Regions from separate parts of the Homo sapiens genome. Here all the other regions are linked to region 3. Evidence: chromatin contacts called from ENCODE Hi-C or POLR2A ChIA-PET data. All regions are on one chromosome and are shown on one strand. Each heading gives the region's core, a stretch centred on a gene start or an enhancer-like site at or near the end of the contact. The rest is flanking DNA. Distances are from core to core; before and after follow the strand shown. Region 1 holds the start of CANX (calnexin). Region 2 holds the start of CBY3 (chibby family member 3). Region 3 overlaps RNF130 (ring finger protein 130).

What was found. Hi-C counts contacts between places; a loop is a spot of excess contacts on that map. ChIA-PET counts read pairs that join two places held with the same protein, here RNA polymerase II (POLR2A). Pooled maps may share reads with other maps.
Region 1: a loop to region 3 is called in a map of B cell, with 17 times the contacts of the local background. The contact joins the promoter of CANX here to the enhancer-like site in region 3. A Hi-C loop is called at or near these places in 1 of 168 maps with a recorded cell type or tissue (B cell), 2 of 37 single-sample maps with no recorded cell type and 4 of 50 pooled maps.
Region 2: a loop to region 3 is called in a pooled map, with 4 times the contacts of the local background. The contact joins the promoter of CBY3 here to the enhancer-like site in region 3. A Hi-C loop is called at or near these places in 1 of 37 single-sample maps with no recorded cell type and 3 of 50 pooled maps. POLR2A ChIA-PET finds 5 or more read pairs at or near these places in 1 of 52 experiments (BJ).

Annotation. Positions count from the first base shown.
Region 1 is chr5:179,695,674-179,700,400 of GRCh38, forward strand. CANX (calnexin) reads left to right here and starts at 3,294. Exons shown (of 15, transcript NM_001746.4): 1 at 3,294-3,429. RefSeq lists enhancers at 2,399-2,928, 4,489-4,548 and silencers at 2,939-3,348, 3,389-3,678.
Region 2 is chr5:179,679,086-179,683,471 of GRCh38, forward strand. CBY3 (chibby family member 3) reads right to left here and starts at 1,949. Exons shown (of 2, transcript NM_001164444.2): 1 at 1,788-1,949; 2 at 1-180. The coding sequence starts at 1,833. It also overlaps a transcript of CANX not described here.
Region 3 is chr5:179,968,102-179,973,128 of GRCh38, forward strand. It overlaps RNF130 (ring finger protein 130), which reads right to left. Exons shown (of 9, transcript NM_018434.6): 6 at 2,309-2,405. Among named protein-coding and RNA genes, the nearest start is that of MIR340, 45 kb to the right of the region's middle. Within about 2 kb of position 3,075, at least 11 of the 41 ENCODE cell types and tissues checked have a DNase peak (open chromatin) inside an H3K27ac peak, as active enhancers do; they include B cell, where a contact is called at or near this core.

The sequences.
Region 1 (4,727 bases), core at 2,044-4,543, 270 kb before region 3:
GGAGTCTCGTTTTGTCGCCCAGGCTGGAGTGCTGTGGCGCAATCTCCGCTCACTGCAAGCTCCGCCTTCCGGGTTCACACCATTCTCCTGCCTCAGCCTCCCGAGTAGCTGGGACTACAGGCGCCCGCCACTGCGCCCGGCTAATTTTTTGTATTTTTAGTAGAGATGGGGTTTCACCGTGGTCTCGATCTCCTGACCTCATGATCCACCCGCCTCGGCCTCCCAAAGTGCTGGGATTACAGGCGTGAGCCACTGTGCCTGGCCTATTTTTATTTTTTTAGACAGGGTGTTACTCTGGTACAGTGGCCCAATCTTGGCTCACTGCAGCCTTGACCTCTTGGCCTTAGACAATCCTCCCACCTCGGCCTCCTGAGTAGCTGAGACTACAGGCTCAAGCCACTATGCCAAGCTAATTTTTGTATATTTTGTAGAGATGGGGTCTTGTCATGTTGCCCAGGCTGGTCTTGAATCCTGGGTTCAAGTGATCCACCCACCTTCGCCTCCCAAAGTGCTGAATTAGAGGCATGAGCTACCTCACCCGGCCTGATTCTTTGTTGAAAAAATCATATGCATGTTTAAAGAAAGTGTCATTTCTTTTTTTTTTTTTTTTTTTTTTTTTGGAGACAGAGTCTGGCTCTGTCACCCAAGCTAGAGTGCAGTGGCACAATCTTGGCTCACTGCAACCTCTGCCTCCCGGGTTCAAGCGATTGTCCTGCCTCAGCCACCCGAGTATCTGGGACTATAGGTGTGCACCAGTATGCCCGGCTAATTTTTGTATTTTTAGTAGAGATAGGGTTTCACCATGTTGGCCATACTGGTCTTGAACTCCTGACCTCAGGTAATCCGCCCGCCTCAGCCTCCCAAAGTGCTGGCATTACAGGCGTGAGCCACTGTGCCTGGCCAAGAAAGTATTTCTGCTTCTAGAGTTTCAGGCCCCCTCTCCAGCATTAACCTTTCCTAGCAGTTTCTCGTGTTTCTTTCTAGTAAGCTTGTTTGGCCAAGCTTACATGTATGAGAATACATCTCCCTTTTCAGTATGAAAGGAAACACACCTTTCTCTGTGCTTTTTCACATGACACTAAATCTTGACTGTTGCTCCATGTCAGAATGTAAACAGGCTGTAAACCTCTTGTTACTGCACTTCCTTTTATTGGTTTTCACAGATGCTGTGTTTTTACAAATTGAATGTGGCAACCCTGCATCAAGTAAGTCTATAAGCACCATTTTTCCAACAGCACGTACTCACTTCTGGTCTCTGTCACATTTTGGGAATTCGTATAATATGTTTTCATTATTATATCTGTCATGGTGATCCAGGTTGATGTTACTATTGTAATTGCTTTGGACTGCACAAACGATGCCCATGTAAAACATCTGTTTGTTTTTATTATTTATTTATTTAGAGACGGGTTCTCACTCTGTTGCCCAGGCTGGATGAAATGCAGTGGCCTGATCTTAGCTCACTGCAGCCTCCTCAATCAGGAGTCAAGGATACTCCTGCCTCAGTCTTCCTAGTATCTGGGTCTACGGGTGTGCACCATGCCAGGCTAATTTTTTTATTTTTATGTTTGTAGAGACAGGGGTCTCACTATGTTGCCCAGGCTAGTCTTGAACTCCTGGCCTCAAATGATCCACCTGCATCAGCTTCCCAAAGTGCTCAGATCACAGGGAGAGCCACCTCGCCCAGCCAATTCTGACCTCTTTGCCAGTCCATTCTGGATGGAAGCAGTCCCTCCCCTTCAGAATCCCATTGAATTCTCCATAGTACCACAGTCTTTTGGCACTTACCTTTGCAGGAGTAGCTCTTTTGCTCACAAATGTACTTCCTGTAACTACATTTTAAGCTCATTATTTGGATCATGTAGCATCCAGAATTTTATTCTGCTTTGAATAGCTGCTTCCCCAGGTAGACAGGAAACCAAAATTCTCCTACACAAATTTTGGGGCTGAAGTTGGGGCGCCGTGGCTCACGCCTGTAATCCCAGCACTGTGGGAGGCAGAGGCAGGTCGATCACCTGAGGTCAGCCTGGCCAACATGGTGAAACCTGTCTCTACTAAAATACAAAAATTAGCCGGGCGTGGTGGCGGGCGCCTGTAATCCCAGCTACTCGGGAGGCTGAGGGAGAATCGCTTGAACCCGGGAGGCGGAGGTTGTAGTGAGCTAAGATCGCACCACTAGACTCCAGCCTGAGCGACAGAGCAAGACTTCGTCTCAAAAAAATAAAAATAAAAAAAATTTGGGGGTTGAGGGTTGGATGATACTAACTCATGCAAACACCAAACCCTGCCTTTCTTCCCCTTCCCGGTGGCAAGAGGGCTTTTCAGATCAGTGATACATTCGCTGATTCTAGTGTTTTCCACCCTAGTAGTCAAGCCTTTGGGTGTCCAAACAAATAGAGAACAAGAGATCAGGATCTCTAAAGGTCTAGAAAAACCCTGGGCCACTTCCATTTTGTGAGGTTCTCAGCATACTGAAAACTGAAGATGTACTAAGAGTGGGTTACTAAAATGGTGGCGTATCTTAAATCTTTCCATGGCACCATCCTTTCTCTCGTCCTGTCATCCCTGTATCTCTCTGCCCTGACACCTAATCTCACTTCAGGAAACATAAATTGAAAGTTCAAATAACCTCGGATTATATTATTCTGGACTGTGTGTTATGCTGGGCGACGAGGCTGCGCAGGCTCCTGGGCCGAGCCATGACTCTGCAGGAACTGCGGCGCCGGCTCACACAGCGCGGAGCAGTGCACGCCAATCCGGCCAGGCGCTCGCGCTGGGTTCTGCTCACGCCCGTAGGGGCCCGCGTTCGCTGCAACGGGCCCTTCCTGATGGCCGATCGTCGGACTCCTACCCCTTTTGCCGGCTGCCGTTTGCCCCGTCAGCGAAGGGCGCGCGATGCGTCCCAAGTCTCGGCTCCAGGAACCAGACGGGTGAGGGCTACTGGGGGTTGGGTTGGAACGCCCCGAAGGCACCACAGCAACCGACGCGGGAACGCCTGTTAAACCAGCCCCGCCCCGAGACGCGCGCGCCCGGCGGTCTCGATCCAGCGTGGCCCGCCCCTCACCTCCCGCCCAACCAACAGCCACTTCCTGCCTCACTCCCGGCCAATCTTCACACTCCACGAAGAATAGCCGTAGGGGGCGTATGGGACGGTGCGTAGAGCGATGCCCACGCCGGCCAACCGGATGTCGGGGCTTGCGCGGGAGGGCGGGACTTGGCGCCGGCTGTGGCTACTCAGGGGCCAGGGGCGGGCACAGGGCCGGGCTTCGTGCGGTGGGGCTCGCTCGCGCGGCAGCGGTGGCCGAGGCCTCTTGGTTCTGCGGCACGTGACGGTCGGGCCGCCTCCGCCTCTCTCTTTACTGCGGCGCGGGGCAAGGTGTGCGGGCGGGAAGGGGCACGGGCACCCCCGCGGTCCCCGGGAGGCTAGAGGTGAGAGGGGAGACCTGAGCGCGTCCTCGGGCCTGTGAGGACCTCGGGGGGCTGGGAGCGCCTCTGCGGCTGAGGGGTCGGGCGTGGCCGGCGACTGAGGGGTCGGGCTGGCTCTTGAGGGCCCAGGCCCTGGCCGACGCGCCCGCCGTGAGCGAGGAGGCCCGAATCCGGGCGTCTTTGGTTGGGTTGCGGGCCCAGGCCGCGCCGCCGGGGTCGGGAGGCGTGGCAGGTGGCCCGACAGCCTTCTTTGACCTCTGGGAAAGCTGACTTATTCCTATGGCTTTGCTTCTAGGGCTTTCTTAGGCCTCTTTGCCGGCTGCCTGGGCAGCCGCGAGGTGGGCTGGAGTAACTGGGTAAAAGTATAGGGTGGAATCGGGCCTACTAGGTACCCCTAGTAGTAGGGAAGGGTGGTATTAGACCGAGAGGGAATGTTTACAACTAGCGTTACAGTTTAATATTTGAAAATCCAAAGCGGAGACTGGACCCTAGTTCCCTGAAGAGAAAGGGGAATGTACCAGAAGGAGAACACGCAGTGGTTGAGAAACTTAGCAGTTACAGCACCTATTCTGGAGGCGAGTAATCCAGTTGGAGAGGGACAGGGCGTTAAAAGCAGGAAAGCCCCCGAAAGCTCATCTAAGTGCATCTCTTTCCACACCGGAGGCCTGGAGGTATGAAATGACTGGCCCAAGGTCATGCGATTAGTGTACTGATGGTGCTGGGATTATAGTTCAGGGATAGACCGTGCAGTGGTTAACGCTAAGGCCCTGGCTCGAGTCTTTGATTGGTCATTGGTTGCTCTGTGAACTTCGGCAGTTTTCTTACCCTTTGTGCCCCCGTTCTTGTCAAGTAATGGATATAATAATACCCGATGGATTTGTGAGGATTAAATTAAGATATGTATACAATAAGACAGGGAAGTCCGACATTTAGTAACTGCTCGATGATCATTGCGGTACGTTATTATAATCTGAATGCCTTTGGACCAATACACTGCCATCCTAGTGAACTGGTTCAGTCCTGTTTCGCAGGACCTGAGGTCACAGTTATGGTGATAGAAGAAACCGGGCATTGTGTATTACCGCTGGGCATGACACAAGTGATTGCTGGTTGAGGGAAGTTAAACTGAGCTTAATATTAAAAGATTGAGAGGACAAGATTAACCATAGTTAAGTCTTTTTACCTCTGATTTAGGAAATGGAAGATTTTGCTTAATTTTTTAATAAGTAGATTTTTTTAAGGGGGAAGAATTTTATTGATCTTTAAAATCATTCTGTATCTCAGTCTTTTCCCAACATTGT
Region 2 (4,386 bases), core at 699-3,198, 290 kb before region 3:
GCGTCTGCCACAGGCGGCTGGCATGGCTCGTAGCCGAGCACTCGAAGGTTGCCAGGGCGTGGACCTTGTAGGGCACGCAGGTGCTCGAAGGGGAGCCTCGGGAGCGCTGGCGACTCGTGCTGCGCTCTTGTCTCGGGAGCCCGGATGTCCAGAATGATGAAGGCGAGCCAGGGGGCGCTGCTGGGAGACAAGAGTCCGGGTGAGCAGCGTGCTTGGTACAGGCCGCCTCTCAAACCGCGAGGCCGGCGGACATGTCTTAGCCCTGCAGCTACGGCTGCGGCTGTGTCTCACCAGCTGCTGGCCACCGAGGAGCCCGTCGTTCCACGCTGCACAGGCAGCAGTCTCACCTAAACCATCTTCCCCAAAGACCACTGAGGATCAGGCCCTGGGATACATATGCAGATGAAGGACGGGAGGAGGGCCTTGTTCTGAGTTGCAGCTGGAAGGGTGAGGGGTAGGGAATGGTAGCAAGACAAGTAAGTAGGTACTTAAAGGAGGAGTAGGACTTTGCCAGGTGGGTTGAGGATGGAAAATGGAGAACTTCTAGGCAGAGGGAAGAGCCGAGCAGGGCTTTCTTTTTCTTTTTTTTTGAGACTGAGTCTCGCTGTCGTTGCCCGAGCTGGAGTGCAATTGCGCGATCTTGGCTCACTGCAACCTCCACCTCCCGGGTTCCAGCAGTTCTCCTGCCTCAGCCTCTTGAGTAGCTGAGATTACAGGCGCCTGCCATCACCCCCACCTGATTTTTGTATTTTTAGTGAAGACGGGGTTTCACCATGTTGGCCAGGCTGGTCTCGAACTCCTGACCTCAGGTGATCCACCCAACTCGGCCTCCCAAAGTGCCCGGATTACAGGCATGAGTCACTGCGCCTGGCCTTTTTTTTTTTTTTTTTTTTTTTTTTGTATTTTTAGTAGAAATGGGGTTTCACCTTATTGGCCAGGCTGGTCTCGAACTCCGGACCTCAGGTGATCTGCCCGCCTCAGCGCCAAAGTGCTGGGATTACAGGTGTGAGCCACTGTACCCGGCAGGGCAGGACTTTCATATTTCAGATGTGAACACGAGCTTGGATAGGATTGGTGCTGGGAAGAGCAGAAGAGGAAGCTGGGAAGGTGGACCAGTGCACTATGTGAAGGTGCCCTACAGGCAGGCTCGGAAGCTTAGACTTCCTTTTGTGGGTAAGAGGGAACTGCTGAAGGATTAGAAAGCCGGGGTTAGATCTGGATTCTGAAAGCAATCTGGGAGGATATCTAGCATAGCCAACAGCATTATTGCCCTCATCATTCAGTCATTTGATAGACTTGAACTAGCATCTGCTCTGTGCCAGACTCTGGTCTTGGGAAGGGGACCTGAAACAGCCTCTGCCTGCCCTCAAGGTGCTCCTAATCCAGCTTGGAAGACAGATGCGTGTATAGACCACAGTCCAGTGTGTTCACTGACATCCTGGGGTGTGTGCCATGGGCTAGACCTATGCATAGGGCTCAAAGTATCAGGGATTGTGCACACTAAACATGACTTTTATTCCAAACAAACTGTGCCCTCAGGAAGTCCAAAGTCCAGATAACAGACAAGTCCCATTTTGCTCACTTCTCTCTGCACCCCCCACCCCTGCCCAGTAAGTGCTGATTCTATTATGTGAAAAAGGGAGCTATGTGTTGTTTCTAATTCCTCTTCTGCCCATGGGCAGTGAGAAGAGAAAGAACTAGAGCAGGGTTCCCTCTGTTATGCCTTCGTTAATTCATAATACACTTATCCCTCACATATAGGTGGACAGAGGCTGGATGGTACATACCATCCCCAAGATCTGGTTCAGGGAGATGGTCTCTGGAAGCCCACATCCAGGCCCACCCTTGAGATTGTATCTTCTCGGAGGATGTTTCCCCGTTAGTCCTCACTGTATGTTGTGCCTCACCTGGAAGATGGGGTGGAGTTGCTGAGCTGCTGTCCCAGGGCTAGTCCCATCTCTGACCCACTCAGCTCTTGTCCACCTGCTATGACTCACAATGCCTCCAGGCCAGGCCACCCCAGGACAAGAAGGGGTGCTGACCGCTGAGCTGTCAGATAGACTCTGGGCTCTCCCCTGCATGCATTCAGTGCATCATTGAGCACCTACTGTGTTCTAGGAACAGTTCTAGGGAAGTGAAGAACATATTCCCTCACTGAGCTGTCATTCTTGGCAGGGGAATGAAGGGAGTGATCATAAGCAGAGTCCAAGACAGGAATTTGTTCTAGGGGAACTAACAAGATAGTCTCTCAGGAAGCTAACAGAGCGTGTCATGGGTCAGGTTCCCTAGAAGCAGAGCCTAAGCTGAGCATTCTTGTTCAAGTGAATTATTGGGGAAATGCTCTCAGGAGAAGGGGGTGAGGGAAGCAAGACAGGGCGAGAAAAAGGCTAAGGCTGAGCCAGAGTGTGGTCTCACGTGGAGACTAGCTTCCGCTTGCTCTCATGGGGAACTCTGAGCACAAATGGCACCACAGTTAGGCCTCCTTAAAGCAAGGGAGCCCGTCTTTTGTACCCTCCTTCTACATGTCAGTTATTGGCCAGGGCAGCTGAGAGTTACCAGCCAGCTCCTACAGCACCTATGGGATGGGTGCACCACCAGTGATAGGGATCTCAGTAGGGCGCCAGCTGAGGAGGGAGGAAGATAATAGGATAGATGATGAAAATGAAAGGGCAGACTAGCCAACATGGCAAGACCCCATCTCTACAAAAACAAATTAGCTGGGCGTGGTGGCATGCGACTGTAGTCCCAGCTACTCAAGAGGCTGAGGTGGGAGGATCACCTGAGCCCAAGAGGTGAAAGCTGCAGTGAGCAGTGATTGTGCCACTGCACTCCAGCATGGGCGATAGAGACCCTGTGTTTAAAAAAAAAAAAAAAAAAAAGAGGGCCAGGCGCGATGTTTCATGCCTGTAAATCCCAGCACTTTGGGAGGGGAAGGTGGGTGGATCACCTGAAGTCAGAAGCTCGAGAACTGCCTGACCAACATGGTGAAACTCCGTGTCTACTAAAAATAGAAAAAATTAGCCGGGTGTGGTGGCGGGTGCCTGTAATCTCAGCTACTCAGGAGTCTGAGGCAGGAGAATTGCTTGAACCTGGGAGGCAGAGGTTGCAATGAGCGAAGATTGTGCCACTGCACTCCAACCTGGGCAACAAGAGCGAAACTCCATCTCAAAAAAAAAAAAAAGGAATGATTAAATTAATAAGAATATCCAGGCCGGGCACGGTGGCTCACGCCTGTAATCCCAGCACTTTGGGAGGCTGAGGCAGGCGGATCATGAGGTCAGGAGATCGAGATCATCCTGGCTAACATGGTGAAACCCTGTCTCTAATAAAAATACAAAAAATTGGCCGGGTGCAGTGGCTCACGCCTGTAATCCCAGCACCTTGGGAGGCCGAGGCAGGCAAATCACCTGAGGTTGGGAGTTTGAGACCAGCGTGACCAACATGGAGAAACACCATCTCTTCTCAAAATACAAAATTAGCCGGGCATGGTGGTGTATGCCTGTAATCCTAGCTACTTGGGAGGCTGAGGCAGGAGAATCGCTTGAACCCAGGAGGCAGAGGTTGCAGTTAGCCGAGATCACACCACTGTACTCCAGCCTGGGTGACAGAGCGAGACTCTGTCTCAAAAAAAAAAAAAAAAAAACCCTAATTCTGATACGTACAGTGAAGAAAACAAACCAGGGAAATACAGAAAGTGATTTTGGGACAGGGTGAGGAGTAGGAAGTAATTTAGATGTGGTGCTCGGTGAAGGCCCTTGACATTCTTGCTAAAACCTGAACAATAAGGAGACCCCAATCCCTTGAAGACCTGGGGGTAGAGGAGGGAAGTGGCTGGGCATGTTTGAAGGACACGTGCCACGTGTGCGGACAGTGGAAGGAAATGACGTCAGTCCTACCTACTAAGCCCACCCACCTGACTGCAAGGGACAGACCCAGATCCACAGGAGCTCACAAGCTGGGGCAGAGCCCGGTGGTGGTGCCACCTCCTAGGAAACTTCTGTAATAGTTTTATTGAGGTATAAGTGACAAAATCAACTACATTTATTTATTTATTTATTTTTGAGACGGAGTCTCGCTCTGTCGCACAGGCTGGAGTGCAGTGGCGCTACCTCAGCTCACTGCGACCTCCACTTCGAGGTTCACACCATTCTCCTGCCTCAGCCTCTCAAGTAGCTGGGACTACAGGCACCCGCCACCATGCCTGGCTAATTTTTTGTATTTTTTTTTTTAGTAGAGATGGGGTTTCACCGTGTTGGCCAGGATGGTCTCGATCTCCTGACCTTGTGATCCGCCCACCTCAGCCTCCCAAAGTGCTGGGATTACAGGTGTGAGCCACCGCGCCCGGCCAACTACATATATTTATAATGTATAATGTGAAGTATTTCG
Region 3 (5,027 bases), core at 1,825-4,324:
TGGCTAACACGGTGAAACCCCGTCTCTACTAACAATACAAAACATTAGCCGGGCATGGTGGCGGGTGCCTGTACTCCCAGCTACTCGGGAGGCTGAGGCAAGAGAATGGCATGAACCCAGGAGGCGGAGCTTGCGGTGAGCCGAGATCGCACCACTGCACTCCAGCCTGGGCGACAGAGCAAGACTGTCTCAAAACAAACAAACAAACAAACAAAAAAAGAAGGCGGCGGCTAGCGGTAACAACAGAGGGTAAGTTACTGTTTTTCAAGTTTCTACACTGTTGGCCAGGCACGGTGGCTCACGCCTGTAATCCCGGCACTGTGGGAGGCCGAGAAGGGCAGATCACTTGAGGTCAGGAGTTTGAGACCAGCCTGGCCAACATGGGGAAACCCCATCTCTACTAAAAACACAAAAATTAGCCAGGTGTGGTGGCAGGTGCCTGTAATCCCAGCTACAAGGGAGGCTGAGGCATGAGAACTGCTTGAACCTGGGAGGTGGAGGTTGCAGTGAGCTGAGATCACACCACTGCACTCCAGCCTGGGTGACAAAGGGAGACTCTGTCTCATAAAAAAAAAAAAAAAAAAAAAGAGAGAAAGTTTCTACACTGTGCTAGGCATCATGGCAGATGCTCTATGTTAGACCAGTCTGAAATGGGGGTGAGTTTGCTCCCTGGGGGACATCTGGCAACGTCTGGAGACATTTCTGACTGTCGTGGCTGTGGTGCCATGCTACTAGCATTTAGATGCTGCTGAACGGTCTACGATGCACAGGACAGCCCCCACAAGAAGGGATTGTCCAGTCCATGGTGTCACTAATGCCCGATACTTTGAGAAATCCCATCACTACTGACATGATCTCTGGAGACAAAGGACAAATGGGGCATTACTGCCCAACTGTATACACTGAAACTGTGTTTGACAGTATATTTAAAATAAGATGACTTCGATCTCCTTTGGGTTGCAAGCTAAAATGAGTTCATCTGTTGGATCAAACTAAACTTTTTGTTCCATAAGGAGATCATTCTTTCATTCTTTTTTGAGACCAGAAACTATGTTATTTTCCAATAAAAAGCATAACCCTGGCTATACATGCTTCTCTTAAGCAAGGGCTAACGAAGGTCCTTGGTTACTCAAGTCAGTGTTGACCTGGCACCTGCCACAGCTGGACTCTGGCACGCCTGGCGACAGCCCCTGCCAGGCTGTGGTTGTCAACAGTTCTCCTTGGGCTCCAGTCACTGCCTGCCTTCTCTGCTTGCAACTTACCAACCCTCAAGAGATCAAAGTCAAACTTCAGGCTAAAGAACATAAGCAATGACATCGTTTTATATTATGCCAAGCACAGAGGAGTTTATGACTGGAACAGAGTCAACAGCATACAGCCTACCTTCTAAAGGTAGGTACTGGAATGAAGAAAAATCATGTCCTTCTCTCTTTCTTCATCCCATACTCATCGACCAACAGAAGCACCCTTTTAAAAGTGGACCATGCCAGGTGTGGTGACTCACGCCTATAATCCCAGCACTTTGGGAGGCTGAGGCAGGAGGATCACTTGAGGCCAGGAGTTGAGACCCGCCTGAACATCTTGTCTCTTCAAAACATAAAAAAGTGGCCAGGCACGGTGGCTCACGCCTGTAACCCCAGCACTTTGGGAGGCAGAGGCGGGTGGATCACCTGAGGTCAGGAGTTGGAGACCAGCCTGGACAACATGGTGAAACCCTGTCTCTACTAAAAATACAAAAAATTAGCCAGGGGTGGTGACGGGCACCTGCAATCCCAGCTACTCAGAAGGCTGAGGCAGGAGAATCGCTTGAACCTGGGAGGCGGAGGTTGCAGTGAGCCAAGATCGTGCCATTGTACTCCAGCTTGGGCAACAAGAGCAAAACTCCCTCTCAAAAAAACAAAAAAGTTAGCCAGGCATGGCGGTGTATGCCTGTAGTCCCAGCTACTCAGAAGGCGAGGTGGGAGGACTGCTTGAACCCAGGAGTTCGAGGTTACAGTAAGCTATGATTGCACCACTACACTCCAGCTTGGGCCACAGAGTGAATCCTTGTCTCTTAAATTTAAAAAAAGAAAAAAAAAGGCCTAGTAGAGTTATTTACCTTCTCTTCCAGGAGTTCTCTGAGATGGATTAGACTTCTTAGTAATCTGGTAAAAAGGTCCTGTTGGGCTTACATGGTTACATGGCAAATATAGCCAGTGTTTTCTTCTGTGTCTTAGTCATGCCTCCTATTATGCCAATTATGTTATATTGTATTACACATACATATAATAATATACAAAAGTGGTAACAAATAAAATAGGAAACGTACCACAATTCCCAGGGCCTTCAATATATTAAGTTTGCACATAGGACAGGTACAATGTTCACTAAGCCAGGGATCCACGCAGGATTTGTGGAAAACATGCCTATAAAATAATGGAGAATTATGTCACAAGTTACATACCAAGAAACTTATTAGGCCAAAATGGAAAGAAAGGGAATTTTTAGTTAAGTTTTCTTTTCCCCCTTTCAGGACATATTTTAAGCCCCAAGAGACAAATATTGGGAATTTATTAAAATATAACTTGCAGAAAATCTCCTGAGCCCAACCTCATATGTACAACACCGTGTAAGAACTGCTAAGTAGGATTTGGTTGTTTGGGCCTTTTATTTTACCAAATTCCAAAAAGGACTAATGGAAACTTAGAAAATTTATTAAGAATGAAAATAATCACACCTTATAAACCAGTTATGCTTTCTACAATAGCTAACATAGAAAAATGGAGTTTCAAAAAGATACTAAATCATGGCTAAGTGAAGAGTTCTCTGTATAGTGATTAGTTTTTTGGCACCCTGATTGAATGTCATTTAAAACATCATTTTTAAAAACTTCTAAGCAACTTATGTTGAATGTTTATAAAAGCTACAGGGAAGCTGAAACTATTTTAAGGGGTAAACTGTGCCTAGATTCAAGTAACACTCAGCAATTTTCAGCTGAAATGTTAACGGGGGAGGATGGGAGATTTTCTCTCTTATTCAGGCAAGTAGAAAGTCACAGTCTTGTGACTGGAAATAAGTCAGTCATACAGGGTTTTGCATTCTTAAAAAAAGGAACTTGTGCCCTCCGGAAGAGCTGCAGAAATTACTTCTCAAGCTCTAGCACCCGGCCCAGCAGCCTTCTGAAGCTCTAGAGTCCTGGCCAAACAGGGAGAAGGTGGGTGCCAGGACAGACGTTCAGGGCAGCTTTGGAAGAAACACTAATCTGAGTTTGGGATAAGATAAAAGAAATTTTTGTTTGTTTGTTTTTGAGACGGAGTCTTGCTCTGTCGCCCAGGCTGAAGTGCAGTCGTGCAATCTCTGCTCACTGCAAGCTCCGCCTCCCGGGTTCACACCATTCTCCTGCCTTAGCCTCACAAGCAGCTGGGACTACAGCAGCCCGCCACCACGCCCAGCCAATTTTTTGTATTTTTAGTAGAGACGGGGTTTCACCATGTTAGCCAGGATGGTTTCCATCTCCTGACCTCGTGATCCGCCCGCCTCGGCCTCCCAAAGTGCTGGGATGACAGGCGTGAGCCACCACACCCGGCCAAGATAAAAGAAATTTTTAAGTAAGATGCCAAATTGAATCATGGTATATACCTTTACAACTTTGATTGTCAATTTCTAAGTTAATGTTATTTACAGCTGTTTAAAAATGCAGTTTTGATTTATAAAAAGAGGTCTAGAGAACTCAGTTTCTACTGGGATCTGGAACAAACATTCATGCTTACAACTTTGGCCTGAACAATATACACACACGTCTGCCTATCACTGTTTGATGGCCTTATACTCACTTCTTTGGGGACAAGAGTAAAGATCTTGAAGAATGAATTTATCAATCTAGTCTTAAATTCACAGACAATGAAATAACCAGAACCATCACCCCTGAAGGCATTTATTTAAACCTTAAAGCTTTTACTTAAGGGCTGGAAACCCACCAATCCATAGGTAAGCCCCAGATACATTCAGTACACCTAAGGCGTTATGTCTTGTTACTCGTAGCCTCTGTGTGTGGAGTGGTTCCTTACTCCAGGGTGTCCCCAGGGCCAGCTGGACTTTCCAGCAGGGGTCAAGTGCACTAATGCTGGCTACTGACCAACAAAGACCACAACAGGCTTAACCCTTTTGGGGCATACAAACTCCCTTAGATCTGATAGAAGTTACAGAACCTCCCTCTGAAAAGTCACGGGGACGCAAATGCCTAGTACCTTGCATACATTTTCAGGAGGAGTACGGACCTATGCACTGGGTTAGCGCTAGGGTGGGGTGGCCGGGAAGGTGCTGCAGGTCAGGCCTACACAGGGTGGACGATGGGACTTGGCTGACTGACAGGTAATGGAAGACATATGATGCTGTGACCTCTGATCAAGGCTCTGGTGCAGGAATGGGAGGCATCCCGCTGGGGGTCGGGGGAGGCCTAGGTGCCTTGACTTCTGATCAGGGCTCTGGTGCAGGAGTGAGAGGTATCCAGATGAGGGTGGGGGGTGGCTGGGCTTGCTGAACTGTTGGTGGGGACCTGGTAAAGCCGCAGCACCACCTGGGGGGATGGAGGTGCGGCTCTGGTGCTCCCTACTGGGGCCAGATTTTGCTTTGCCCTTTTCTTATTGTTCCGTCTTTCTTTTCTCTTACTATCCAGAAAGAACCAAATGGTATAATCCTCATATTTCATTTTTAAAGCTGCATGAGTACAGTGTTCTCTGCCTGTTTCTTTAACCTGAAATTAGTTATAAATATGTTTGGGTTCTTGAGTAACTGTTTCCTTCTAGGATTATTGATATAAAAGAAGTGCCCACCCCTCTGTTTTACTAAACAATTAAAAATTTCTCCTCTAGGCTGTGGGGTACTATGAAGAAAAACAAAAAAGACCAACTGGTTCTCTGGTGACAAATTTAGAAAACCTCCCTTCCTCAGCTAAATGAAAATCTGAAATATTTTTGGTCTTTAAAAAAAAGTTCCTTTGGGCTCTCCATCCACCCCATCCCTCTCTTACTCCTGACCCTACCTCTGAG